Regions from separate parts of the Homo sapiens genome. Here regions 1 and 3 are each linked to region 2. A link is a loop called in an ENCODE intact Hi-C map of the cell type or tissue named here. Cell type or tissue: heart left ventricle. All regions are shown on one strand. Links, peaks and the distances in the headings refer to the core of each region. The heading gives the core; the rest is flanking DNA.

Evidence for each region. Peaks named below come from ENCODE experiments on the same cell type or tissue, not always from the same donor. Only the 100,000 strongest peaks of a DNase experiment are listed, where the experiment ranks them.
Region 1: it touches region 2 in a loop (2.5-fold over the local background); 8 of 110 quality-filtered maps call a loop at or near these places.
Region 3: a loop joins it to region 2, with 2.7 times the contacts of the local background. A loop is called at or near these places in 10 of 110 quality-filtered maps.

The regions. Positions count from the first base shown.
Region 1 is chr2:9,255,975-9,266,274 of GRCh38, reverse strand. The region is part of intron 1 of ASAP2 (ArfGAP with SH3 domain, ankyrin repeat and PH domain 2); the gene reads right to left. Among named protein-coding and RNA genes, the nearest start is that of ASAP2, 54 kb to the right of the region's middle. In heart left ventricle, for the core only: a CTCF peak has its summit at 4,603; DNase peaks (open chromatin) are centred at 2,634, 3,184, 6,920 and 7,194; H3K4me3 peaks cover 3,110 bases; H3K27ac peaks cover 7,739 bases.
Region 2 is chr2:9,328,900-9,339,199 of GRCh38, reverse strand. It overlaps ASAP2 (ArfGAP with SH3 domain, ankyrin repeat and PH domain 2), which reads right to left. Exons shown (of 28, transcript NM_003887.3): 8 at 4,387-4,462; 9 at 4,021-4,107. Among named protein-coding and RNA genes, the nearest start is that of ITGB1BP1, 89 kb to the left of the region's middle. In heart left ventricle, for the core only: a CTCF peak has its summit at 5,413 (motif pointing right); DNase peaks (open chromatin) are centred at 5,406 and 8,129; H3K27ac peaks cover 562 bases.
Region 3 is chr2:8,881,025-8,889,024 of GRCh38, reverse strand. MBOAT2 (membrane bound glycerophospholipid O-acyltransferase 2) reads left to right here. Exons shown (of 13, transcript NM_138799.4): 5 at 952-1,007; 6 at 6,460-6,514. Among named protein-coding and RNA genes, the nearest start is that of KIDINS220, 47 kb to the right of the region's middle. In heart left ventricle, for the core only: no CTCF peak of the experiment used is centred there; no DNase peak of the experiment used is centred there; H3K27ac peaks cover 327 bases.

The DNA of each region.
Region 1 (10,300 bases), core at 1,300-9,299, 73 kb after region 2:
CTGGTGAGGCTGAAGCAGGAGGATCACTTGAGTCTGGGAAGTCGAGGCTGCAGTGGGCTATGACTGTGCCACTGAACTCTAGCCTGGGCAACAGAGTGAGATCCTGTGTCCAAAAAAAAAAAAAAAAGATAAAAAGGCAATCGTTTTTATAAAAATTCCAATTTCAGAAATAGAAAATTACAAGCTTATGGGCTGGGTGTGGTGGCTCACACCTGTAATCCCAACACTTTGGGAGGCCAAGGCAGGGGGTGGGGGGGTGGATCACTTGAGGTCAGGAGTTCAAGACCAGCCTGGCTAACATGGTGAAACCCCGCTTCTACTAAAAATACAAAAAATTAGCTGGGCATGGTGGCACGCGCCTGTAATCCCAGCTACTCGGGAGGCTGAGGCAGGAGAATCACTTGAACCGGGGAGGTGGAGGTTGCAGTGAGTCAAGATCGTGCCATTGCACTCCAGCTTTGGCAACAAGAGTGAAACTCCGTCTCAAAAAAATAAATACATAAATGAAAATCACAAGCTTGTTTATTAAATCCATTACACGCACAGACACACACACACACACAAATTGTAAAAGCAAAGAAAAAAATACTTATAAAAGAGGATAGACAAGTGATATATCAAACACTTAAAACTCTGTATATAAAGATACAGAAAGAAAATAATCATTGTTGTCTTAGGAAAAGTTGGAGGAATTTTTTGTTTTCCCACTTTTAAACTATCATTAACATGAATACATTATTTGATAATTTTTTCGAATTAAAGAAAATGAAAAGTACTATCCTATACTTTGTTACCCTTTTCTCTTCTCCTCCCATCAAGCAGGGTATTGAGGTCTTTAACTCTGAGCACAAAAATGTGTCAAAGGGACAGATTAAACAATAAAACAAAAATACTCAAAACTGTAGTCCCTCGGTCTCCATGGGGGATTAATTCCGGGATTCCGTTGAATTCCAAAATCCAAGGATGCTCAATTCGTAATGTAGAATGTTGTCATATTTGCATGTAACCTACACACATCCTCCCACATGCTTTAAATCATCTCTAGATTACTTATATCTAATGCAATGTAAATGCTATGTAAACAGTTGTTACACTGTATTTTTAAAAATTTGTATTTTTCATTATTTATTTATTTTTTTGAGATAGGATCTCACTTTGTCCCCCAGGCTGAAGTGCAGTGGTGTGATCACGGCTCACTGCAGCCTCCACCTCCCGGGCTCAAGTGATCCTCTTGCCTCAGCGTCCTGAGTAGCTGGGAGCACAGGCACATGCCACCACACCCGGCTAATTTTCAAATTTTTTGCAGAGACGTCTCCCTATGTTGCCCAGGCTGGTCTCAAACTCCTGGGCTCAAGTGATTCCCCTGTCTCAGCCTCCCAAAGTGCTAGGATTAGAGGCATAAGGCATTGTGTCTGGCCAAAATTTGTATTTTTTAAATTGCTGTATTAGTTTTTATTGGATATTTTTTCTTGAATATTTTCCCCTTGAGACCCTATGTGACTGAACACGAGGATGCAAAACCCACAAGTGCAGAGGGCCAATGGTACACAGGGAGAAAAAAACTCTGGAAGAGGCAAAGGACTTAGTTATAGCGCGCACCTAGATGAGGAGAGAAGACGGTGACAGGAGACTGAGTTTTCGCTATCACCTGAAAACTTTACCACAAGGATATATTCACGTATGACTTGCATGGGAAAGATTAATAAATGATGAGCGAGAAGACAGCTCTGGGTGTACAGAGGAACAGCACATGAATACAGCCTGCTGGGCTGAATCACTGTCTCCAACACCCTGTGCATCAGCCACAGTGGCCGTCAGAGCTGGGGACTCATAATGAGAACAGCAGAGGCCCGGACACACTGGAAATGCCATCCAAGGAAGGAAGGTTCCTGATGGGGAAGGGGACAGTGGTGACGCCAGCACGGGCCCCCCCAGTCTCTGGAAGACATGCCTGCAGAAGCAAAACCTTTTCCCAAGGCCAAATACTAAAATATACCTCCCTCCTTCCCCACAAGTTGTTTCTGCAAAGAAGTTCCAGCAGTACTTGTGTTTATTATTATTATTATTATTATTATTATTTTTTTGAGACAGGGTCTCACTCACTGCCCAGGGTGGAGTGCAGTGGTGTGATCTTGGCTCACTGCAACCTCTCTTTCCAAGGCTCAAGTGATCCTCCCACCTCAGCCTTCTGAGTAGCTGGGACTACAGGTGCATACCACCATACCTGGTTAATTTTTGTATTTTTAGTAAAGATGAGGTTTCCTTAGGTTGGCCAGGCTGGTATTGAACTCCTGACCTCAACTGATCCGCCCGCCTTGGCCTCCTAAAGTGCTGGGATTACAGGTGTGAGACACGGCACCTGGCCTTCTAGCAGTACTTTTAAAAGGGAAAAAAATGGAGAAAAAAATACTTAACCTATTATAGAAGAACCAGGCAAACTGTGCCCTCAGCTGATGACCTCCAGACGGCCGTCAACTGTGCCTGAAGTGGACGGTGTCATGCGGTATGAACAGATAAGTGAGAAAAGAACCCATGTAGCTCTAAACCCACACACACTATGAAAAAACGACGCATGAACAACGAGAGGCTGCAGCCTCCTGCAGTTTAAGGAAGCAGCGCCCACAGGCACTCCCGGGAGGTCTGTGCCTCGGAGGCTTCGGTGGGAGCGCCCCATGGCTTTCATGGGCTTCGCCAGGATCCCTATCTTAGAGAAACGGAAACAGATGACAGTAAACTCCAATTCTGTCAAAAGGCTTCACATCCTGACTTTTATTTAGGGGGAAGAAAAGTCCTAGAGACTTTTCTGGGAGCTCTGGGGGAGTGAGAAAGGAAAAGCCACATTTTGGCAAGATCACCACTGCACAGCAGCAGCACAAACACGGCAGCGTGGGGCAGCTCTGGGCAGGACCCCCCCAGCCAGCCTGGTGCCCTGCTTTGGGGAGAGCCACAGTGGCACAAGGGGGCCTGGCCTGGGGTTCCCTGACACCCACATTACTGAGCTGTGGCCCCTGGGAATGGCAGGAGAGCAGACTCGAGGTAGAAAATGGACTAGCTCAGGAAAAGAATCACAAACAAGAGGGGACATGACACCAGAAGGTGCTGGGCACATTACTGACAGGCAGCAGGGACACCGAGACAGTGGAAAGCCAGCATGCAGCCACGGCCTGGGCCAGGCCCTCCAGCCGTGGCGATGCAGAAGGCAGCCGAGCTCAGAGTCTGGGAAGGTGACCTTCAGCTGGGCGTGAGGTCAGCCTTCCACATCTTCCCAGTCCCAGAAGACAATGGAATCCTAAGCCAGGCTGATTTCCCCAGGAAACGAGGCTCAAGCCACATGAACTTCACTTTAGTCAAATAAACAGGGGAGAGGAGATGTAAGATAGCCGAGTTTTCTTTCTGAACCCCGCGTGAAAGAGACTGAGGACTTTGATTCCTGAGGCCATGGAGGTCAGCCTGGAGACGCCATCATCACACCGTGTGCTGGGGCTTCTGTCCCAGTCGGCATGCCAGGCTCTGCCATCCAACTGGGCTGCCACTGCTGTCCACTAGCGGTCACATTTGTGTGCTGTGTTCCTTTAAAAAGTACACCTTGTGACTGTGAACAGAGGCTTTAAGGAATGGATGCATTAAAAATGAGAAAACCCAGTGCTGGATCCCTTTGGAGACAAGTGCATCAGTTACAAATCACTGGTTCTGGATTCTGGAATGAGACTGACTTGGTTCTAAACCAGGCTCCAATTACTAGCCGCGTGACCTCAAAAACGGACTCCACCTCACTGACTTCTGTTTCTTCATCTATAAATTGGGAATAACAATACCTGCCTCACAGGAGATCACCAATGCTTATGTGTCTGCCATACAGTCAGCACTCAATATCTAATAGTGATTACCAGTGTCCTCCAGTTCTCGGAGAGGCTAGGTGTAAACTACGCCAATTAAAGTGGCCGTTAAGAAGACGCTGTTACCCCAGGACCGTCTCAGTCATTACGACAAATACTTTTCAGGTCTGATAATGTTTAGAATGAGAAAAAAATCTCTAAGAACAAAAAGACTTTACAGCTTATACCAGCCTTTCATTTCCACTAATACATTTTTTTTTCCATCAACATTTAAATTTTTCAAAACTTCATACAGGCATGATGGCACGCGCCTATCATTCCCAGCTACTGAGGAGGCTGAGGCAGGAGGATCGCTTGAGCCCAGGAGTTTGAGTCCAGCCTGGGCAACGTAGCAACACCCTGTCTCTAAAAACATTGTTTTTCAAAACTTTTCCTGGTGTGCTCAGGTGTTTCTGACTCCCCACGGGGAGGGGCACATGGCAAATGGTGGGGTGAGGCGCTCTGGTCCAACTGGCCTCTCTCTTGAACACTGAGGGTTAAAGGAGCAGGGCATGAAACCCCAGGTCTTAAGTGCAGGGGTGAGTAGGAGTGGCCACCGGGGTGTCCACCCATCCCCTCCTCACCTACCCTGACTGAGGTAACCCCAGGTCTGCCCCTCTCCCACCTGGGACACCACCAGCGGGGCCTCTCCCCTGCATGTGGCAGTCCAGCCAGAAGGAACTCTGCCCCCTCCCTCCTACACTCGGCCACACTGTTAAAGGTTGGGGGCAGCACTGGGCAACCTCCAAAGCTCCCAAAGTGCTCCCAGGGAAAGAAAGGCCTACTGTGCCACTCAGCTCAGCTCACTAGCATTTGAGATAAATACTTTTAAGTTACCAAGGCAGCAGTAGGTGTGTACTCTAAAATCACACCTAGGGCCCAACTCCAACTACCATACAGCAATTTACACTCCACAGAGCACTTTTACTTCCATTATCTTTACTGCAATATTTACAACCACTTGTGAAATCACCACCTCTTTCCCCAGCTTAAAGGAGAAGAAACTGACTCAAAGAGTTTAAGTGACTTGTCCAAAATCATGTGTTTGGCTTTGAACCGATGAAATGCTGGGAGAGCTCCAGCCAATGGAGGGAGGACGGAAGGCAGCTTCCAGAGCTGTGCTCCCCCTCCCACTTCCCAACAGCCTCACTTCCAGAGCCAGAAGCGCTGGCTTTCTCTAACATTTGGGGAAAATAACCACCCGGCATTACCCCTGCTTTCTCTAAACCCTGTTCCACTAACCCCAGCCCAGCTACAGGCAAGGGGGCTGCTACTTCCACACCAAGAGTGCTGTCCACCCCTTCACCAAGAAAGCTGCCAGTGGCTCTCCTCCACACAAGCCAGCTCCTGCCACCCCAAGGGGCTGTCATACGGCTCCCAGCACACTAGCATTTGAAGTTCACCAGGGGCACAAGAATCTAAAGTTCACCAGGGACACAGGCACAACCCCCCTAACCACCCTGGGTAACCAATTCCTTGTTTCAGAATCTTCTGAAGGGCCAGGGTGGCGGAGAAGCAGATAGAGTAGGGGCAGGGTCATCATTTGCATGTGTCCAGGTTACACAATCCGGGGCTCTTCCTGGGCTTTTCAGAGGGAAAATTAAAACCCTGCTATCTTTAGTCTTTCATTTCTCCATCTTCAACTTCTCAGTTCCTGTTTCCCATCCAAAAGACTTGACCCCATTCCCCTATGGTAGAATGGGAAGCAGGGAGGAGAAAAACCCAGAATAGGGAAGGGAGAAGAAAGGCAGGAAGGAACCACCAGGATTGCTGGGGCCCTGCACAAAGCCAACCTCTGTATGCAGCAGAGATTGTTTTCTAAAAAAGGAGTGTGACGATGCAAACAAGGTCATGTGCCTTTTAGAGCCTGGCCAGCCCCGTGCCCCTCTCCAGCTTCTCCCACACAGAGGTCATGGGCCCCGCTCCACCCGCAGCTCCTACCCCAAAATTGGTCATCTCTAGGCATGAACCTTTCATTTTTCTACAATCCAAGCAGTGAGGTGATGGGAGAGGGGGAATGAGCTGAGGGAGGGCCCGAAGGTGCACAGGGATCAGCCAGGCATCCTTCCCGCCCCCAGCAGCAGATTCTGGATCCCACCTCATCCTCATGACCCAGGCTTACTGCGGGAGTCACTGCTACAGATGAAGACCATGAGCTTTCATTCCCACATCTCCACACACAAATTACTTGATCACCTGGGCCTCAGTGTTCCTATCCTTAAAATGCGGGCAGTAATAGCTACTCAATACAGTGATTGTTGCCTTGACAGTTGGAGAGTCCCCAGGTTGGTGGAGGACCTTTCCCCTCCCACCTCCATAGCAGAGCCATCAGGCCATCAGACTGGTGCCTGACTCGGGGAGAGGCCAGCCTGCCTGGGGCCTTGTAAGTGGGGTTCCTCAACCACAGAGTTTCCCAGATAGGGGAGGGGGCGATGCGCAGACACTGGACAGCCATTCCCAATTTTAGACCTGGGTTCCATACTCGGCTCCACTTAGCCCAAGGACTATGCAGGACACTGCAGGGGCTCATCAGGGTGCAAGGGAGCTGAGGAGACATGGGGGGCATTTAGCATCGGCCTCCATCCCTGGCCCCAGATGTGCAGGGCTACTTTGCCTGTCGGCCTCAGATGAGTTCATCTGAAGATCTCTGCGCTAAAACACACACACAAGGCTGGGTTCTGCTGCCCTCAATGGAAAGCAGTCCACCCACTGGTGCCACACTCCCAACAGCGGTCCAGCCTCGGGGCAGGGGGCCTGAGAGCGCCAAGGAGCAAGGTGGAGACAGAGGCGAGGGCCAAAGAGATGCAGATGGTGCTGTTCATTTTTGTTCCTTAAGGTTTTGGGCTGAAAACTGTGCCCTCTGATAGCATCCACCTACCAGGGAGCAGGAGTACAAGAGGAGGACTTGAGAGGTACAAGCCAGGCTGAGGGGTGGGAGCCTGCAGAGAGGGGCACCCCAGCCTGGGCAGCCTGGCAGGAGAGCAGGGCGCAGGAAGCGGGGGCAGACGCAAGGAAGGGCAGGGTCCCTGCCACTGCAGGATGGCGCAGAAGGGAGGGGAAGTGCAGCAACAGGCAGGGATGGCGGCCCTTGGCTGTGCTGCTAGGGTCAGCAAAGGCCATTTATTCTCAGCGTTGAGGGATGAATGTTTCTCCCCAAGGAAGGGCTTCAGCCCATTAGTTTTACTTTCTTTGTTTGTTTTCCATCCAAAGAAAAGAAAATTTGAAACCCCAGCTAACAGAACAAGAGAGGAAGCGAGGGGAAGGGCTCCCTGGGCAGCAGCAAGTAAGGGGAAGAGGCTGAACCTCCGTCCCACGGGCTGGACCACGGCCCAGAGCAATTCCCTTCCCTGCTAAGGGGACAGTCAGGCCTGCAGACACCACAGAGAAAGGCCGAAGAGCAGGCCCAGGGTCCTGGTCTGGCCCCGCGAAACTGGCTGCAATCCGAGGAATATCACTGGAGGGCTGCAGACCCCAGTCTGTAATCAGGAGCATGGACCTACAGACTCTAAAATGCTGAGTCCTAAAAGCAAAGACTACATGTAATGCTGCTATGTTTAGTTTGAGAAGTGAAGAGGAGAGAGAGCGAGAGAAATAAATAAGTAAAAGTGAAGATCATCTGTTTCTCAGCCAGAATGCTGTCTGCTCTGAAGCTGATCTGTGGAATATTTACTGTTCCTCAAGAGATCTAAAGAAGTTGCAACAGCCACAAGAGAGTCAGCAGCTTCCGGGGGTTTCGCCTGCTCAAGCCACACTGCCCCAGGACCCGGGAAGGTTTGCATTTGTTGTGGGGACTGAAAATCATGCATTGTGCAAAATGAGAAGATGAGTGTGGCGGCGGGGGCACCATGGAGACTGTCACCTACTCGGATTGGGGCCTTAGGTGAGCCACTTCTCCTCTGAGCTTCTAGATACAAAATTCTATGAAAGTACCACCTTTAAAACAGCTTGCATTTTAGTTATCTTTCCAAGAAGGAAATCTTACAATTACATTCAAACATATGTGAGGTATTTTTTAAAGGAAAGTAAGACTCCTGACCAAAAGTCTCAAAAAAAAAAAAAAAAAACAACTACTGATTACTATCAATACTGTGAATAGCATTTATTTCAACTTTACAAATAAATAGCTGGTAATCATAGAAATTTTTTTTTTTTTTTGAGATGAAGTATCGCTCTGTCACCCAGCCAGGCGTGAGCCCCCACACCTGGCCAAAGGTAATTTTTAATGAAGAATTCCACTGCATTTCCCTGGCTTAGATTTCTCAAAATAGATGGAAAGAAATGAAATGTGTATGTCCGTATATCCTACCCCAAAGTCAGGGTACAAATGTGATGATACCAGCACTGGTTGTGGGGGTAGCAGTAATAACAGGCTTCCAACTGCACAGCACTTCTAAAAGTGCTTTCACACAGATTATGGCACATGACTCTCCAACCTGGGCAGTTGGTAACACAGGCAATATTATTGCAACAACATAGAAAGTAACACTCACAAAGGTATTTTTCCAAGGCCACATAGGTAAGGATAAACCAAAATGCCACCTTTGTATTCTCTTTTTTTGCTTAAAAACCACTTTCAGGCCAGGCACCGTGGCTCACATCTGTAATCCCAGCACTTTGGGAGGCCGAGGCGGGCGGATCACTTGAGGTCACAAGGAGATCAAGACCAGCCTAGCCAACGTGGTGAAACCCCATCTCTACCAAAAATACAAAAAAATTAGCCGGGCATGGTGGCGTGAGTTTGTACTCCCAGCTACTCGGGAGGCTGAGGCAGGAGAATAGCTTGAACCTGGGAAACGAAGGTTGACGTGAATGGAGATCGTGCCACTGCACTCCAGCCTGAGTGACAGAGAGAAACCTTGTCTCAAAAACAAAACAAAACAACCACACTTTCACATTCTCCTAGCCTGTTCTTTCCGACATCATGTACTGGTTCATTAGTTTGTTCAAGGTAATCTCCTGTTAAAAAGTTAAGAAACAATAAACCAAGAAAATAAAGCTATTTTAATTTTGCAGGGAAAAGTTTTAGGCACCTATGGTCATTCCATAATGCTTACTAAGTAGGTATATCCTTCCTACCACTGTTTGAGACTACTATAAAACAGTCCCTGCTTTCAGACTTCAAATTTCCCAAGGCAATTGAGACTTTTCATTAGCTGAACCCTAAGGAACAAGGACAAACTGTCACTCCTTCAGGATGGGGGCCCGCACCTTCTGATTTTTGAATCTCCAGCACCAGTGGAATGCCCGACACGTGTAAACACTCCACGAACATGGAATGAATGAAACCATCCTCTGCTGCTCTTTAGTTTCTACCAAACGCCCTGTGACAGGCTGTTAGGGAAAGACACCCTGGAGCAGGTAACACAGGCACATCCTGAAGAAAGTGACAGGCTGTTAGCAGGCAGGAGGCACTCCAGCCAAGGACTTGGAATGAGTCCATCAGCTGTGCTGCCCCCTCCCAGCCCTTGGCTGCAGCAGGAGGATCAGGAAGGAGAGGAACAAGGACTGAGGGTGGACAGGACAAGCGGCTAAGAGACAGTCATACTGACTCTCGGTCAGTGCTTTTTTAAAACCCAACTCCTCTGTCACACAGAGGAAATGGATTAAAAAGGTCTCTTGCTGGAATACAAATTGCTCAAATGCATACCATCACATCCCCAAAATGGAATCAATGAGAACACTGAGGCTGTTTTCATTCATTTGAAATTGGCAGTTGGATGCCAGTGGCCTGCACTTTCATTTCAATACTCTTCCAGTTACACAAGACAGAGACAATTCTGATTTGCACATGTAAATAGAAACAGATGGCCACATTCTTTTTTAAAAACAAAATCCAAAAGCTTTGGAATAGTAAGAAATTTGTTTCAACTCTCTACCACTAACAACATCTAATATCTCCTTGCAGTCCTTATCTCAGATATGTTAGACAAGAAGCATCTGAAACATATATTGACTGCTCAGCCCATGGACAGCATCATCATTGGCACAGCATGTTAAACGCTAATTTCTTTATGTACAGTTGACACTGCCGCTTTGCCTGACATTTAAGTGAAGGCAGCACATGCATATACACCCTCGTGCTAAACTCCAACTTTTAACATCCTGGCGCCCACTGACATGCTAATTTTTTATCTTCATCACCCCAAGCTGGCACATGGTTGGCACTCAATAAATATTCATTAAATGAATTAATTGGGCTGCCAGAATTACTTGCTTTCTTTTTTTTTTTTTTTTTTTGCAGGGGACCCTAGAATAGTTTTTCTCCTGCCATTTCTATGAATGTCTGAACGTGCAAATATGTCAATGACTAGGGAAAATATAGTGACGCACTGGTCATTCTACAACTTTAAGTCTACACAGGTTCCTTCATCAAAACAGGGCATTAAAAACAACTAAGCTATAGAGCCAGATCACTGGAGGTACTG
Region 2 (10,300 bases), core at 1,031-9,030:
CAGTTTTTTGTTTTTGTTTTGGAGATGAGGTCATGCTCTGCTGCCCAGGCTGGAGTGCAGCAGTGCGATTTTGGCTCACTGCAACCTCCACCTCCCAGGCTCAAGGGATCCTCTCACCTCAGCCTCCCGGGTAGCTGGGACTACACGTGCATGTCACTACAACTGGCCAATTTTTTTGACTTTTGGTAGAGATGGAATCTCACTATGTTGGCCAGGATGGTCTTGAACTCCTGGACTCAAGCAATCCACCTGCCTTGGCCTCCCAAAGTGCTGGGACTATAGCTGTGAGCCACCATGCCTGGCCTGCCAACTCCTAATCATCCTTCTAAGCTCCATCCCAGGTATCACAGCCTTTGGGAAGTCATCCCTGATGGCACCTGCCCAGCCCGCACTGGGCAGACACTGCTTCCTGGAGCTGATGTCCACGAGTGCTCTCATTACACTGCACCCCAATTGCTTCTCTGTCCCCACCCCCAGAGCATGATCCCCTGAAGAGATGATAACCTGATCCATCTTGTTCTGTTGTGTTTGTGGAGTGCTGGCTTAGGGTAACAGTGGAAGAAAGGGTAGCTGGATGTGTGAATCAACAAACGAGTCCTCCACTGAGGGTGACATGGAGGCCAGAGCCAGGCTACCTAGCAGCTTGGCAGGAGAGGCAGGCAGGTGGCCCCTGGCAGAGATCTCTGTGATGAAGGCCAGATTTGGGCATGTAAGATACGCGAACCCAGAGGCAGAAGAAAATTATGGCTGTGGTGGACCTTGGCTGCCTGGGTGGCACAAACTGTTCTATCACATCCTACTAGACAGGATGCTTGAAAAAGAGGGAGCAAGAGAAAGAGAGAGAGAGAGAGATAGAGACAGACAGAGAGAGATAGACAGACACAGACAGACAGAGAGAGAGAGAGAGAGCAACCATACTTGAGATCTGCAGAGTGGAAAACCATGGTGGTTTCAGCACTCAGACCTGTGAGACCATGCCCCAGAGCCTGATCCTCCCCATAGAAGCACACAAGTCTGGGTTCTCCACATCAAACAGCAGAGAGAGCCTGCACACAAGTGATGAGGCTTTGGGACTCCGCCAGCACCCCAACAGGGTCCATCCTGGCAGAACACCATCGGATGGACGACGTGGGATGGGGAAGGCAGGAGGCGAGGCTGACGGGGAGAGAGCTCAACCAAAGATGAGCAGTGCCAACGAGTTTAACTGTGTAAATAGGATCTTCTCCAAAAATCAAACACTATGGTACATAGTTCGATCCTCATTGTATAATATTGCACTATGGGTGGTCACTGCACAATTTTTCAACTTTTCTCCAAGTATGAAAACCTTCACAAAGAAAAATAATGGAAATACCAAAGAGTAGTATTCTCCTTACAGAGAGCAGAAAATATCAAGAACAAAACATGAATGGCCAGTGATTGGGAGGTGTGAGGTCACCGGGACCAGAACGGCACAAGCTCCACACTAAAACAAAGCTGCAGGGTCACAAGGAAACAGCAGCACGAAGCTACCACACTGGAATGGCCACTCTTCATTCCTTCAATAACTGATGCTTGGGATTTACAGGAAGAGAATGAGGAGCACTGGCTTCTACCAACCATCAAGGCAGTTTCTTTGGGGCATGTTACTTAATTTCTATCAACTGTTATTACACAGGGAGGGTTAGAATTTTTATAACACTGAATAAAAATCCTCTTAACACCTTCAGTTGTCTAAGTCACAGAAGAAAATCCAACCAAAGGGAATGACGGCCTAAACAATAATGACCAAATGATCAATTCTTATTGCAAATTTGAGGTATACAAGATGGAACCCCCATCATAAAAATCATTTTAAAACAGAAAATTTAGCATTTTCACATCTGCTTATTACTTGCAACTGTGTTCAAAGATTGTCCAACTTGCTGAATGCCATCACCTAAAAGCAACGCAGAGCATGATACACAGAAAACACAACACGCCCACAACTAGGAGACTGTTGAGTTAGGTCTTGACAAGGAGCCAACTGGGCAGACAGCCAAAGAAGAATAGTAAAGGAGGTTCATTTGATCCCTCTGTGCAATCAGGGGCAGATGGGCTGGTTAACAAAAAACAACAAACTATAAAGAACTTCTGGTCTGTGCTGGTAAATTTGTTATTACTTTCCTGCGAAGCTGTAAATAACCAGTTCTCTCACAACAGCCCGTTTTCCCAAACCTCCTAATTCTGCACAGGCAAAGCAAACACAGCCTTTGCACTGTGCCCAGAGGGCCATTTGGCCCCAGCAGCTGCTCTGCCTTATTTTAAACCTGAGCTTTGCTTCATGGGTTGGATCTTCCTTCTTAGACAAAGGCAGTTCTCGATCATTTCCAACGGTGCGCTGGGGAGCAGCCACCTTGGACGGCATTCTGGCTCCTGCCCTCGCACTACCTCCTCCTCGTTACCGCTAGCCCACTATTTTCTCCTTACGCCAAGTTTTTTTTCCTTTTTTTGCTTATTGGGAATATCAAAGCGTCAGGGCCTACATTCTCTAGACTAGGAGGAAGTCACCATGTTGTAGGTCCTTTCTAGCACTAAATATAACCTTGCTCTGCCAGTGTCTCACTTAGTTGACCCATGTTTACCAAAATCCTACTAAATGAGCGCTGTGGCACTACAGTGTGATGGAAGAATGGCTCAGAAGGCAGGGTGGCATCCTCAGGCTGCTCGAGGTCCAGCTGGTGAAAAGCCATCTGTGCACTTAAGGCACAACCAACACTCAAAAAGAGGAATAGGCTGTGATTCAAATGGGGCATTCAAACAGGATGTGCTCTGTGAACTCAGATCACTGTGGGCTGGGGTGATCAGAGGCAGCGCTCCAGAGGTGGGGCTTCAGAGGGACTAGAGAGATGTGTAGAATTCAGCCACTCAGGGGAGAGAAAGGGAGGGAGGGAGGGACCTGCTTCATCTTCATAAAGGAACAGCAGCAAAAGTGTAAACTGTAAACCCAGAAAATGTCCACTTCCCTAATATTTATGCAAACTCTTCAGCCTTTAATAAAGTCTACAACAATGAAAGGTGAGGGGTTAAAATAAAAAATGCTACTAACCATTAATATATAAAAGGAATATATATATGTATGTTCACGAATAAAACATGCAAAATTCTGCAATTTATTAAAATACTGAACTACTTACTCTCCTAGACTTCGGTCACAAAAGGTAAACGCATTTGGGAGAAAAACAACAATATTCAGTTATAGTACAAGAACTTACAATAAAATAGAGCTCACCAAACTGCCAACAGGGAACTTTATGCTGTCAAGTAGTTTAGCAATTTCTCTAAAATCACTAGATATATGTTTAGATACATTCCTTTTATTAACAAGGAAATGGATTTATACTAAATTCACATTATGATACCCACATTGTAGTGAAAATATAGTAAAATTATCTTTAAAACTTACTTTTTAATGGCTTTTTAAAAACAAGTCCCCACAACACAAACTGTCCCTGCTGACGTGTTAGCACACAGAGACGTCATTACAGAAAGAGGGGAAGTAAGAGAACTAAGGATTTCTGCCTGTCATGATGGAGGCAGCTGTAAGAAAAGCTCATGCCTCATATTTTATAGAACACAATCTCAGGGCTGGCAGAGCCCCAGCTGGTCCCCTGCTACGTGCCTAGGCCTAAAGGGGCAGAGTCCACGTATGTCAGGGTAGGGAAATGACACAGGGCCAGGTACAGGATAAATAGCACAAATGACACATGGTCTCTGTGACGAAGCCACTGAGAGCTCCTTATCTAGCAACTGACAGAGCACAGGGTTTATACACCGCCATTAAGGCCATGCATGTAGTAAATGCTTCCTCCTGAAATAAACATATTTTAAAAGATGGTTTTATAGAACTAAATTGCAAGAATACATTAAATGTTTTACTGGTGCCTGACACAGCCCGAGTGAACTGTGAGCTCCTAGAAGACATGAACTTCATGTTCTTCAGACCCAAAGCCTCCAAGAATGGGGTGAAAACTGCAATCTTTCAAAATTAAATCCCCTCACCTCTTTCTGTTCAACCTGCAATGCGGATTTCAAAATATCTCGAAGCTGTATCAACTGCCTTCTTTCTTCATCCTGGGCCTGTTTGATCTTTAAAAACACACACACACAACAGAACCAATCAGAAAATTAAGACTGAGGTACAGTGAAACGTTGGTGCTCATGGGGCCATTTCCACACAATGCGACAACTGCCTCCCTCGCTGGTCAAACCTTCCCTCCCACCAAGACAGAGGACAGGCGTGGGAACGCCACACTCCACGTGGGCGGCACGGCATGAAAACACAGGATTACACAGAAGTGACATTTAGATGAAAATGTCTGTTGCATTAAGATGGTTTTAAACCACAGTGGGAGGGAAGCTACTCACCGTGTGAAGATCCGTAGACAGCGTTTCAATGGAAGGTTTGAGGCTTTCCACGGCTTTGAGTCCATCCTGAAAAAAACTAGCAGGAAAAAGAAGAAACAGAGATGACATTTCACAAAGGAAAAAATAATTTTGTCAGACAGATTAAAAACTTCTTTAAAGTGACTGAAGTCATTATGTAACTCCTGGGGGAAAAGACTGTATGAACAGAACCTTAAAATATCAGGCAAACCAAGAATAAAATGACACTCAAAATTAGCAGGAGCGAACAGAAAAGGAAATGCAATAAGCTTAAGTATTTGAGATTTTTCTCGACCCATATAAAATGAGGCCTTGAGTTTCAGTTTATAACGGGAGAGGTTCTGCATCTGAAGCCAGAAAGGCCATGGGGCGCAAGTGGAAGACACTGAAGAATGTGCCGCAACAGGCGACCGCGACATGGAAAAGAAAAGGAATGCAGAGGCCGGGTGCTGTGGCTCATGCCTATAATCCCAGGGTGAGGGACTTGGGGAGGCCAAGGTGGGAGGATCACTAGAGACCAGGAGTTCCAGACCAGCTGGCCAACATAGCAAAACCCCTAAAAATACTCTATTAAAAATACAAAAAAAAAAAAAACAAATACAAAAATACAAAAAGCTACTACTCGGGAGGCTGAGGCACAAGAATTGTTTGAACCCAGGAGGTGGAGGTTGCAGTGAGCCGAGATCATGCCACTGCATTCTGGCCTGGCGACAGAGTGAGACTGTCTCCCAAAAAAAAAAAAAAAAAAAAAAAAAAGGAGAAAGACAGAGACAGAGAGAGAGAGAAATAATGCAGAAAAGAACCAACCAAGCAGCTTTGGTGGCCACACTGTGTCTGCGGGGTAGGAAACCGTGGGTAGAGAACTTGAGATCAAATATCAAGAGGAATTTTTTATTTTAAGGCTGAGAACTCAATGCTGTGAGGTCACCTATAACAAGTGATTCAGGAAATACAACAGAGGCTGGACAAGTTTTTCTGCTGGAGCCATGGGCTGGTGTTCAGTGCTGCCTCTGGAGGGTGCTGTGTGTAACCCTTTTGAGAGGAATGAAGAACGGGCATTTCCACGAGCTAAGGAGAAAGTTCTAACCTGTAATGAGGCCTGATGCAGCTCCAGCCTCAATCCACACCATTCCACCCTCTTCATTCACTCAGTTCCAGACATACCGGCCTTTTCTCCCTTCCTCCATGACCACCAAGTTCTCCTGCCCCTGGCCCTCTGCATTCTGTTTCTTCTCTCTAAAGCCTTCTCCTAAGGTGTGTCTGCTTCACCTGGCTGATTCCCACTCATTCTTCAAGTTTTAGGTTAAACATCCCCGGTTAGTGAGGCCTTCCATAATCCCCTACAAGTTATTCCCCTATAAGAGGCCTTCTTATACTTTCTCAGAGCATTTTGTATTTTGCTTCAAAACACTTGCTGTAACTGCAATTATGTATTCATTAGTGTGATTGTTTAAAACAGAATTCCCTCATTAGATATGAAGTTCTAGGAGACACAAAGTACCCGCAAAGTTTGGTGTATTTCAAGCACATGCCATTTATTGAATGAATAACTTAATGAAGGATGGACTGTCACCAACTTTAGCCAGTTTATTAGATACCAAGGAGACTATCTTTAAAAAGTGATCTGGGTTTCACATATGTCATGTGAGGTGATGTTTACTTCTTTTAAACTCAGCAGTAGCTCTATGGGTGTTTCTCAGACCAAATGCGTCACACACAGAAGGCGCCGTGAAAACACTGCAGCGTGGCCTTTAATGCAGCAACTCCAAGGAGGAAGGAGAGGGACACACAGGCCGTGGGGCATGAACTCTGACCAGTGTTTATTAGGAGTCACAGAGGTCAGGATGCTAGAATGTTTTCATTCACCTTTAGACAGACACATCATTCTTTATTTTATACTCTTGTTCCTGTATTTTAATACGTTTTTTTCTGAATATAGAATATGTTTCTGAACTCATCTAATTCTTGTATTTTATTTACGTGTTTTTCTTTATGTAACTATTTTCTTAATCATTTCAAATTCTTGTGAAATAGATAGGAGGACAGAGATCTCTAAGATCTAAGATAAGGAGTAGGAAAAATATTACAGGTGATAAATGCAAAACCACCCAGGGAGAGGGAGCAGGTGTACAGCTCCAAGAATCTTTGCGACCTGGCAATTCTCCCTACGGTCAGACAGAGAGCGAGAGTGAGAGCGCGTGAGCATGAGCCCCGTAGTGGAATCAAGTGCTCAGAGACTTCTCGTCAGGATGCTGTTTCCAGCATGACGATGAATGGTGTACTTGGAATAACAATATGAATTTGGATTTAGATTTAGATTTCATCTCTGTAATAGCCCAGCCAATCTTCACCATCCACCTACCTGGAAAATCTCCTCCCTCTGATTTTTCAAAGTGCTGACCTTCCCGTACCCTCCTTGAGGTGTGTCTTGGCACCCAGACGCCCCTTCAAAGTGCAGTCAGCCCTGGCGTCAGGAGAAGCTTCAAGAAAAGGAACACTATTCCTTCTCCGCTGGCTGCTGTCCCTATGACAGTCCTAACTACATAGCCCCAGAAAATTTTCTTAAGTTGAGCCCATTAACACTTTTCCAAGCTTCACAGAACTTTTACCATCAACATTACCCAATCAAATTTTGTTGTCTATTAAACATTTTCTAGCCTGCCTCACCAGGCTAGAAGGGGTGTATTTCTATCCTTTAAAATACACCCACTTAGAGGCAATTATCAAACCCACCAAGCAGAGTAGCTCCTTTCTTCTCTGGGCCCCACACACCGTGCCAGGGCCCCTCCTGCAGCCTTCACGCCACCACATTCCAATGCGGTGTCTGCTGATGGGGTCTGTCTGTGACACCCGCCCCTCCCTCCTCTGCAAGCTTCTGCAGCATCCGGGGCTGAGCCTTATCTTGACCATGCATTCCAAGTTCACTGAGCAACAGCTGGTCACAGTGGTTTCCAGCAGGTATTGGCTCAAAGAACAAGTCAATTCAACATTCATCACCACCTTTCAAACCATGGTTGTATTTTTTTTGAAAAAAAAAAATCGCTCTGTCGCCCAGGCTGGGGTGCAGCAGCATGATCTCAGCTCACTGCAACCTCCGCCTCTTGGGTTCAAGTGATTCTCCAGCCTCAGTCTCCCGAGTAGCCGGGACTACAGGTGTGCACTACCGCATCCGGCTAATTTTTGTATTTTTAGTAGAGACCAGGTTTCACCATGTTGGCCAGGCTGGTCTTGAACTCCTGACCTCAGGTGATCCGCCCCCCTTGGCCTCCCAAAGTGCTGGGATTTCAGGCATGAGCCACCATGCCTTGCCAAACCATGGCTGTCTTTATTTTATAATGTTATAATGCCCTACTTCTAGATTCCGCTAGAGTACAGGATCTTCAATGTTCAGGAGCAAAGACTAATAAGACAAGTTTTCAAGATATTCCAGGAAAGAGGTAGAGATGAAAATTCCTTCCTTAAATGAAATAAAAATAAAAGAACACGAAGTATTCTTTAAGAACACTTAAAGCGAGAAGAAAAAGCAAAATAACGCATATCTACGTAGTTCCAAGGGTCAACAGCCAAACCTGAGCCCTGGAATCTGGTTTACACAGTGGCCTCTTCACCCTGGCGGAGCACAGCAGTGTGCAGAGGCCCGCGTGTACCCAGCAGGGCACAGCACCCAGCAGGCAAAGCTGTGCCCTTGGGGGCGAGAAGCGGAAACTGGGCGTGTGTGGTGGGGGAATGAGAGGCGCTCCCACACGTGGAAACACGCACGGCTGCGAGCTCTTACTCTGCAGCTGAGTTGCTCGAGCTCCACGTTGTACCCTCCAGAATGTGAATTGAGAAAGTCAAAGCTGCCTGACTGATTTGAAGAGCAGGCAGCGTACACACTCTCTCTCATATCCAAAAACGAAGTAATGGAAGATTCATATTTTTAAAGGTTACTGGGATCATGTCCATAAAAGGCCAACTACTTCACTTTTCCACAAGTGGTCTGTTGCTACCCAACTGACTGGTTTGGGCAAAATAAAGGGGCGGGGGAAGGAAATCCCAGAATAGCTTCTTCTTAAAAATAAAATATCAGCAAGGAAGCGACCCACTTCCTAAATTGCCTGACATAAGAACTGTAGAAGTAATTTGCATGCTCATCACAAAGTAAGAATTTTGAGTCTCCATAAAATAATTCATCTTGAAAACTATATAATTGCAAGGTCTTTTCCACCAAGTAGAGATGAGCTCTCTTTTTATATTTTTTAATATAAATTCATGGGGTACAAGTGCAGTTTTGTTATAGGCCTGGTGGTCAACTTAGGGCTTTTAGGGTATCCATCACCAGAATAACATACATTGTACCTACTAAGTATTAATAATTTCTCATCATCCCCACTCCCTTCACCCTCCTGAGACTCTGCTGTCACTCTACTCTCTACATCCATGGGTATGCCTTTCTTAGCACCCACTTAGGAGTGGGAACATGCGATATTTGTCTTTCTGCGGCTGGCTTGTTTCACTTAAGATAATGACTTTCAGTTCTATCCCTATTGCTGCAAAAGACATGATTTCACTCTTCTTTTTTTTAAATGGCTGAAGCTCTCTTTTAACTTTGGATGAACCACTCAGCACATCCTCCTTTGCCGCCTGACCTCAAGTGCTTTAGAAATGCAACATCATCAAAGCTGTATTAAGAATTCCAAAGCAGAGCTCAGTTCAATTCCACAGTGCAATTCACTGCTGCAAATACGTGCCAGGTAAATGTGCCACACACTGTAGATATAAAACAAATAAATGGCATGGCCCCTTCCTTAAGAGCATATAGTTCAGTGGCACAGAGACACAAGGAAGATGTCATCATGGAGACAAGCAGACGGTGTGGTGGCAACACAGGAGGAAGAAAAGGAATTCCAAAAGGAAGAAGCATCGCAAAGCAGGAATGATCCATAAGCTGGGTCCTAGGAGGAACAGAAGACAGGGAGGGCACAAAGGAAAGAGGCCTTCTAGGAAAAGAAACAATTCTGTACAAAGGTAGGCTGCTGGTGGCACAGCCTGCTCTGGGAAGGTAAGCAGACAGGCATGGCAATTCCACAAGGAAAAGATTTCTTGTCAGTCCACACCTTCCACTCCCGCTGTCACGAAGCCAGGTGGGCCATCGTCATCTCTGGTCTGCACAGGGACAGGAGCTGTGTACACAAGCAATTGCCCACATCCACCCTTGTCCTGTTTGGTTCCTTCTCCACAACACACAGAGTAATCTTGTTACAGCCGAGAAGCTTCCTGAAGCTGCTTCTAACCAACACCACTGTCTCTCTCCCCATCACTGTTTTGCCTTTTCATAAACTCAGTTAAATATTGGCTCGTGTTTCCTACTTGCCTCCCCCATGAGACCCCAGGGTCCGTGAAGGCAAGAACTTTGTTTTCCTCCTTACTGCATCACCAAAACCCCTAATAGCGCCTGGCAGATCACAGGAGTGCATACAAATGGTCCTCTGCTTCAATTTCTTCAAGAGCTTCCCAACATATTTGGGATAAAATCTAAAAACTTTTGCAAGATGTCTGGGGCCATCCACATCCCTAAGGCTTTTCCATGCAGTTTCGTTTCACGCCACTCTCCTTTTTCACTGAGCTTATGTCACCTTGGCCTTTTTCCTGCCTTAAGACCTAGACCCTGCCTGGAATGTTCTTCCCCCACTCCTTATCTGCCGGCTCCTACTCATACTTTAGATCTCAGATCCATGTCTCCTCAGAGAGGCCTGCAGCTCATTCAAGAAACAGCCGAGTACCTACTGTGTTCCGGGCACTGTGTGCTGGCTGTTGGAGACTGTATCAGGGAACAAAATAGAAAAACAAAAAACAAAAAACTCTACCCTAAATCTTTATCTAAATCAGGTCCCTGTATTATATTCTTTCTTAGATT
Region 3 (8,000 bases), core at 1-8,000, 450 kb after region 2:
TGAGGCAAAACACAATTTTCTGGGTTTATTATATTATTGTTTCAAAAAATTAAATAACTTCTGGTCAATTGTTCTTCAGTATAGTTTGTAAGCTAATGTAATAAAGGATAAAAGCCTTCCTGGTGGTTTTATTTATTCTTATTTTATTTTATTTATTTTTATAGAGATGGAGTCTTGCTGTGTTGACCAGGGTGGTCTCAGACTCCTGGGCTCAAGCGATTCTCCCGCCTCAGCCTCCCAAAGTGCTGAGATTACAGGCATGAGCCACCGTGCCCAGCCTTAACTGTTTTTTAATACTGTCTGTAAGCTAATGTCATCTTTAAAGGTTAAGATGCATCCTGGTGGTTTTCTTATGTGGATGTGTTTTTTCCTTTCTAAGTTATTCATTCAATTATAGTAATTATAAGATATGGGAAAATAATGCCATTTTTTTCTTATGATTTTAAAGTCCTTTTTCCTTTAAAATACATCATGATTTCAGTGCCTTAGATGGCTGTGTTTAGAGTCTGTAACTCCTGGGTGCCTAGTTTTTAGAATAGGGAGTTGAGAGTCTGTCCATGATATGTTGAAGAAAGTACTGAGCAGAAAGCAGGAGACTGGGGCCACATCTCATGCCTGCGTGCTTCTTACCTCCGGGCCTTGTTTTCTAATGTGTGAGATGAGGAGGCCAGGTTAGATCACTGGGTCACTGGAGATTTCTTTTAGGGGTGGAGCCTTTTTCTTTTGTTTTTCATTTTTTGAAGCCTCGGAGAAAGTCCAGATCCCCATCGCCTATGCTGTCCTCAAATACATAACTTCTGAGTTATTGCTGAAATCCCTTGGAGGTCTTTTTTATGTTAAAAATTTCAGGATTTGTAGTGATAAAAGCAGAATAAACTCTTAACTCATATGTCATAAGTATTGTTTTAACTTTCTTCTTTTAAAACACTAATTTTTTTTATCTTGTCACAGCCCAATGATGATCATTACTCAGAAGATCACTAGTTTGGCTTGCGAAATTCATGATGGTAAGAATTCTGAAATTAATTTTTATTGCTGAAAAAATTTAATTCCAATAATCTTTTGCTTGAGATATTGCCATAACTTTCTGCTATTAGAGTAAGGAAATGGAGGGAGGTAAGATAGGGAAATATACTTAACTGTGCTTAGGATTATGAAAAATGCTTGCTTTCTTGCTTTCCTTCAGTGTTTTATCTTCGTTTTGAATTCAGTGCAGTGACAGTAGAATAGTGTGATTTAGTCATATGGCCCACAGTAGTGATAATTTGACATATAAAGGAAAGAGACATTTGGTCTAGATCAGGTTTTATTATTTCCTGCTTCAGCTCCTCGTTAAATTTTTATTATAATTTATGTGCCTTCCCCCACCTCTTCTCCTTGATATACACACATTCATAATTACCTGTTTCCATGTATTTTTATTAGAAATATTTCTGTCTTCAGTGAGTGGACATCTAGTCCTGGCCTAACAGGACTCTGAGTCGTGAGATTTGGGCTCTGATTCCTTCGAAGACTGAAGAAACGAAGCATCCTTGTTAGAATGGTCATTTGTATGTAGCCTGCGGAGCTTTTGAGATGAGTTTGAGCCCTACTGTGTCTCCACCCATCCTGTGCCCACTCCCCGGGCAGGTTTTCCCTCTTATTGTCAGAGAACCAGCCTTGACAGTACAGTGCAGAGAGAGAGAGAGGAGAATTTTTCCTCTTGTCCCCTCTGGCTACTAACAAGCAAAATTAACACTTAGTTTTTTGAGGGGGTGGTGGAGGGAAGGAGGTAGATTAAAAACTCTCTGCTACTTGTTTAATCAAGTCTGCAGGTTAAACAGCAACTATCTTTCTGCCCTTCAGAAAAAGAAACACCACTGAGGGAAAATTCTGCATACAGGAGGGAACATGAGGATGTGGTTGGAGTGTGGGTTTTGATGGATGGGCAGATGTACGCTCAGATTCCAGTTCAGCTTCTTACTGCTTCAGTTTTCTCCTTTGTCAATTAACAGTATGATTCAGCTTGGAGGGTTTTTTCTTGGATTATAATTTATGCACAGTGTCTTGTAGTTCTTGCATTGTGATCAATGAAGTGGGTGAAACTCACTCGACCCTGTTACTAGACTGTAGTTATAATAAAACTTACACTAGGAAACACTGTAGGTAAAAGCCTATAATTATCTTCAGGTGCTAGAACTTCTGTAGTATGCTGGTAACAGATTACTCCTGTGACACTGGAAAGAGAATATAGGAAAGTCGTGGATCAAGGATATAATTTTGTCCATAGATCTAGAAGTATCTGATGACAATATATATATTCAACTCAGAAGAACAACAAACCCCATTTTGTAACCTGTTCTTTTAAATGGATTTAATGGTAATTATCTCTTTAGAACAGTTTAGATTGTGATTAGTCTTGGCAGCATTTGAGGAGTTCATACACTTTAACTTTTCAAACTAGGTTCCTCTTCCAGTTTGCTTCAGTACATCCTCTGAGACAGTTTGCTGCAGGCCTGCCACATCCCATACCACCTACCCCTTTATTCCCAAGGGATAGATTGAACCCTGTCTAAGCCATATTTTCTCAGCTAATCTTTCAGAGAAGGGCCTTATTATCTGTGTATTGGGGGACCCCAAGACCACTCCCAGTTTGGTGATTCACAGGACTGAGCATGTAGTTGAATTCAAGGCTAACATTTATTACAGTGAAAAGATTCCAAGCAAAGTCAATAAAGTACAAAGGTGCCTGTAATGAAGTCTGGAAGAAACCAGGCACAAGTTTCCAGAAGTCCTCTCCCAGGGGAGTCACAGAGAACGGACTTATTTCCCCCAGCAACAGATTGTGACAACACCTGTGAAGTGTCCATCAGGGAAGCTCTTTAGACGCTCAGCACCCAAAGTTTTTACTGGGGGCTGGTCACATAGGCCCCCGCTGCCTAGCGCACACCAAAATTCCAGGCTCCCAGAAGGAAAGCAGGTGTTCAGAATAAACCACATTGTTGGCACAAATAGGCTAGACATAGGGGACATTTCCTATCGGTGTAGGGGACTGTGGACCAGCCAAGTTCTCATACACCAGCCGTGGGCACACCTCATAAGCAGGCCTTTCTAAGGATAGCATTCTCAGAACTATGTTAACTTGTTTCTGCACAGCCTGGTTCAGGACCACCCCTAGATGAAACCAAATAAATTACCTACAGCTGTGTCTGTTTTTCAACTATCAATCCAGTGGCATCATTCATATTTGCATCTTCAGGAAGCAGGTGTTATTTTATCTTTGGGTATTTCTAGGCATGGTTTTTAAGACATTTCATCACCCTCATATAATAGAGCCTGCTTGCCTTTCTGGCTTTGAATCATGTATATGAGATTGCTGAGGGCTTAGGATGAATGACTAAAATAACCTGCTGGCATGTTTGCTCATGAAGTCTGGCTTGTACTGTGGCCTTTAGGGATAGTGTAGCTGGTTGTCTTGCTGGCAGCTTCATTGATGTCACCTCACAATAGGAATACTTGAACCTAACAGAATGTTTGTACAGGTTGAATATCTCGTATATGAAATACTTGAGAAAAGTGTTTCCGATTTTGGATTTATTCGGGTTTTGGAATATTTGCATACATGTAATGAGATATCTTGGGACCCAAGTCTAAACACAGAATTAATTTGTTTTATATATACCTTATACACATAGACTGAAGGTAATTTATACATTATTTTTAATAATTTTGTGCATAAAACAAAATGTGTGTACATTGAACCATCAGAAACCAAAGGTGCCACTATCGCAGCCACCCATGGAGATAATCAGTGGTTGTTTGGCATCGCCATGATTCCTGACTCCGAATTTACATGAAAATGATAAGCAATCATTTTCTTTTACCTATTCATACATAAGTACTAAACAGTGGAAGATACGCCATTCCATTAATTCAGTGAAAAAATGGTATGTTCAGGGTAACTAAGCAGCAGAGTAGAATCACTGGACTACCCGTATCAGCTGTTAGACACAGCAGCAGTGGCAGGCTTTCAGTCTCCACCTGCAATGTGGTGTCATGCCAGGGCTCAGAAGTCTTGTCATACCCCATTGTTTGCTGCACTGCCTCACTTGGACTTGGTTAGACTTCTAGCTTTAAAAAATGATATCTTGTCTTTAATTGGTTTTTGTTGATTCTTTTGGCCAGTTCCCAAGTTTTGAACTGAGAAGGAAGGCTGGGTTTGTTGTGCGTGTAGACTTTTGACACAAGTTTGTTCTATGCAACTCTATCCTTTAAGCTCTGTGTCTACTTTTCTTGGTTAGTTTACACTTCGAAAGCAGTAATCGCTTCTCTGAGCAACATGGCAGACTGAACTGGTGTAGAGGCCCACCCTATGCCAAACACTTGGAAATGCTGACTAAATATAATGACATAGTTTATGTATGGCAAAGCTTGAAATCACAAAGAAGGCTATTAACATGTCACTTGCCTGGTAAAAGCATGAGGGAAAAAAGGATAAGGAGTTTTTAAAAATTGAATACTTATCCTCATTTCTAAAGATGGCTCTTTTTTTTTTTTTTTAAGGAAAAGGTGGACAACATATATCTGATATGGGGGAAGAAAGTAGAATTGTCACAAGTAGGAATTACCCTTTTTTGGGGTTTAAATCCTGATAATGTTTTACCGTTCTCTAATCTTCGATCATCTTTTTTTTTAAGTGTTTTTTTCCTCCTGATTATAAAAAGTAGGTATGTGATCATTGAGGAAAATTTGAAAAATACAAATTGGAAATACGAAGAAAAAATAATCTTCCATGTCCCTCCCCCAACATTTCTCAGAGCCAGACTTTTTTTTTTTTTTTTTTTTTTTTTGGCTGAGTCTTGGCTCACTGAAACCTCCACTTCCCAGATTCAAGTGATTCTCCTGCCTCAGCCTCCTGAGTAGTTGGGATTATAGGCGCCCGCCGCCACACCCAACTAATTTTTTTTTTCTTTTTTTTTTTTTTTAGTAAAGACAAGGTTTCACCATGTTGGCCAGGCTGGTCTCAAACTCCTGGCCTCAGGTGATCCACCCGCCTTGGCCTCCCAAAGTACTGGGATTACAAGCGTGAGCCACTCTGCACCTGGCCCCTTCTTTTTTATTAATATTTCCTTTATCATCTTATGAGGCATGGTTTTCTTTTTACATAATTGTCAAAAGTGGAATGTGTAATATATTCCCATTCCCCAATTGTTGCATATATAGGTTGTTACTTTTTTTCTGCTATTACGTATAAAGTTGTGATGATCCTTGTCATAAATCTTGAATCACACCTTCAGTTATTTCCTTAGGGCTAGAGTTGTAGGAATAGAAGGTAGAAAGATTTCTAAAGTGTTTGCTATACTGGTTTACAGCAAGATGATGTGAGTTCCTCTTGGTACCTCATTTATTTGTTTATCTTCTGTCTCCCTACTAGAATATAAGTGCTATAAAAGCAGGGAGTTTGTTTTTCGTCTGCTCTTTCCTCAGTGCATAGAATAGTTCCTGAGGCATTTTAAGACAGTAATTATTTTCTTCTCATCTTTGTTTTATATACATATAAAATACATAAAATGTGTGTTTTACATAATTTAGATTGTATTATATGAGTAAGAGCCCTTTAAAATTTCTGCATACTTGTAATAGGTGAAAATGGCATCTTGCTCTTTTAATGTACATGTAATGATTTATAATGAAAACATTATTAATCGTGAAATTAACATTTCACGTTAGTTGGCTACATGTATTCTACGATTTGTCTTTTCATGTTTTTAGTTTTGTCTATTTATTTCACTGTTTTTTAATTGCTTTAGCTTTGGTTCTTTGGGGGAATATTACTACTTTACTAATATTAGTTTATTAATTTATTAATATTAATGTTGCTATTTGCTTTTTAATTTCATTCCCCTTTGGTCTTTAAATTGGATTTGAGGTATATATTTTTAAAGCATATGGATCTAGTAAATTGATGTGTAATCTTAAATAATATATCCTCCTCTTTGAAGAGAAACGTAAATAGATGGATGAAGATGATGTATTTGAGTTTGGTTTTCATGCATTGGAGTCATGGAGGAGTAAGGAAATTGCTCTTTGCTTTAGGTTGATCTTCTAGTTTATAGTACTCATGTGTAGTCATTTAAGTCATCCCATAATAGAAAAATTGTAATGCCCCTTTTCGAAAAGTCATAGCATTTACGATTAAGGATAATAACATTATAATTTTTAAAGTGCCAGCATTTGGGAATTCTTTAATTATAACTCCCCTTAGAGTGGAGTCAGATACCCAACCATGTGTTATTTTATAGAGACTTTTCACATGATCGAGGCTGTGTTGCCATGAGAAGGAAAGGAACAGTCATTATATCAAAATTAGGAATATAATAGCATGAATTTCAAATGAGGAAAGTAATGAAAGTGTGCATGGGCAAAAATGCCATTTTGGGGAGAAATCTTAATTGATGAGTACCTATTTTTGTTTCTCAGGGATGTTTCGGAAGGATGAAGAACTGACTTCCTCACAGAGGGATTTAGCTGTAAGGTACGTGCCTTTGCATCCTATTCTGCCATGCTTCCTGCGCCCCTGCCTAGGACCCACGTTCCTTCTGTGGCTGAGGCTGACTAGTCCTTCTAGAGGTACTTACTTCTGAAAATCAAGCCTCACTCTCTCCATGCACTTCCCTCCTGCCAAAGCCTGCTGGGCAGGCCTGGGCATCCCTTCTAGGGCTCCTGTAGCACCCTGCCTCTGCGATTGTACATTTGCGCCTCCTATGGGCCACGAGGTTAGCTGCTAAAGTTTTCATCCCTATGAGACTCTGAGTTCCTTGAAGACAGGAGGATAGTATTGTCTTCATGTCTGCCATGTAGTAATTACTGGTAATAATAGCAGCTACCATTTACAGGCCAATAACTTGATGGCAGGTACTGGGCTAAGATATAATACATTAATATAGCACATCGATGCCATATTTTGAAATAATAAAGAACCAGTCAGATAATTCTCATTATTATTTGAGGAATTCATTCTGGGATAAGCTTCTACTTCATTTATTAAAGGCACTCTGATGACTAATCTAAGGAATGGCTTAATTTCACAGTGTCTATCTCAACTAATATAATTTGAGATGGAATACTCATTATACTTAAAGAAAAATTTCCCACAGATTACGTTGTTTCCAAATCTAGAATGAATAAGTGCATAGCTGCTAGAAGAATGAGATTGTTTGTGATATTATTTAGAACTACACTAAGTATTCATCTTTCATCCCAAGTAGCATGTCTTGGGGGTCTTTTTGTATTTTCCTGTCTTTAAAAATGTTCTATTCTGATATCCCCTATAGTCAATCTTTATGTATCAATAAATAGACACTTGAGTAGCTTTCCTGACGAGAGGTTGATTTGGTCTTGGTTCTTTGATCTTTAGGAGCCCTTGTGCCATCCCAGTAGCTATTCATTTACAGACACTCAGCTGCCATTTCCCCTGTGCCTCTCACATCGAGAGCAAATCCCCAGACCTGGGTAACCCCACCTCTTCACCTACCTGAACAGGGGAAGAATGCTGAGTAGAAAAACACTGTCTTGCTGACTGGACTCATTTTGAATTTATTACCCCAATTTAAAATTAGGATCCTTAGTATCGCCAGTAGTACTGCATTTCCTCAGTCCACTCACTTGCCCACACTCTTCTAAGATGATATAGTCTCCTTCCTCCCAGACTTCTAACACACCGTCCCCCATACTCATGTTGGTAGCAAAATTTTATTTTTTGGAGAGAAAAAAAAGCAATCCTACTTTGATTCTGCAACCACCAAATCTCCCATGCTGCCTGAATCTATAACACAGTGCTCTACTTTCTTTCCTGGTGTCAAGTACTAGCTGTCCATCATCTAATCGAAGGCCAGCTTCTCACTGCTGCACGGAGTTCACTTCCTTCTCAAGGATTTAGCTGCGTCAGTTACTCCTGCCTGTTCACTCACTGATTTCTCCCTCTCTGTTGGGCCATCCCCACCACCTGAACAGAACAAGCT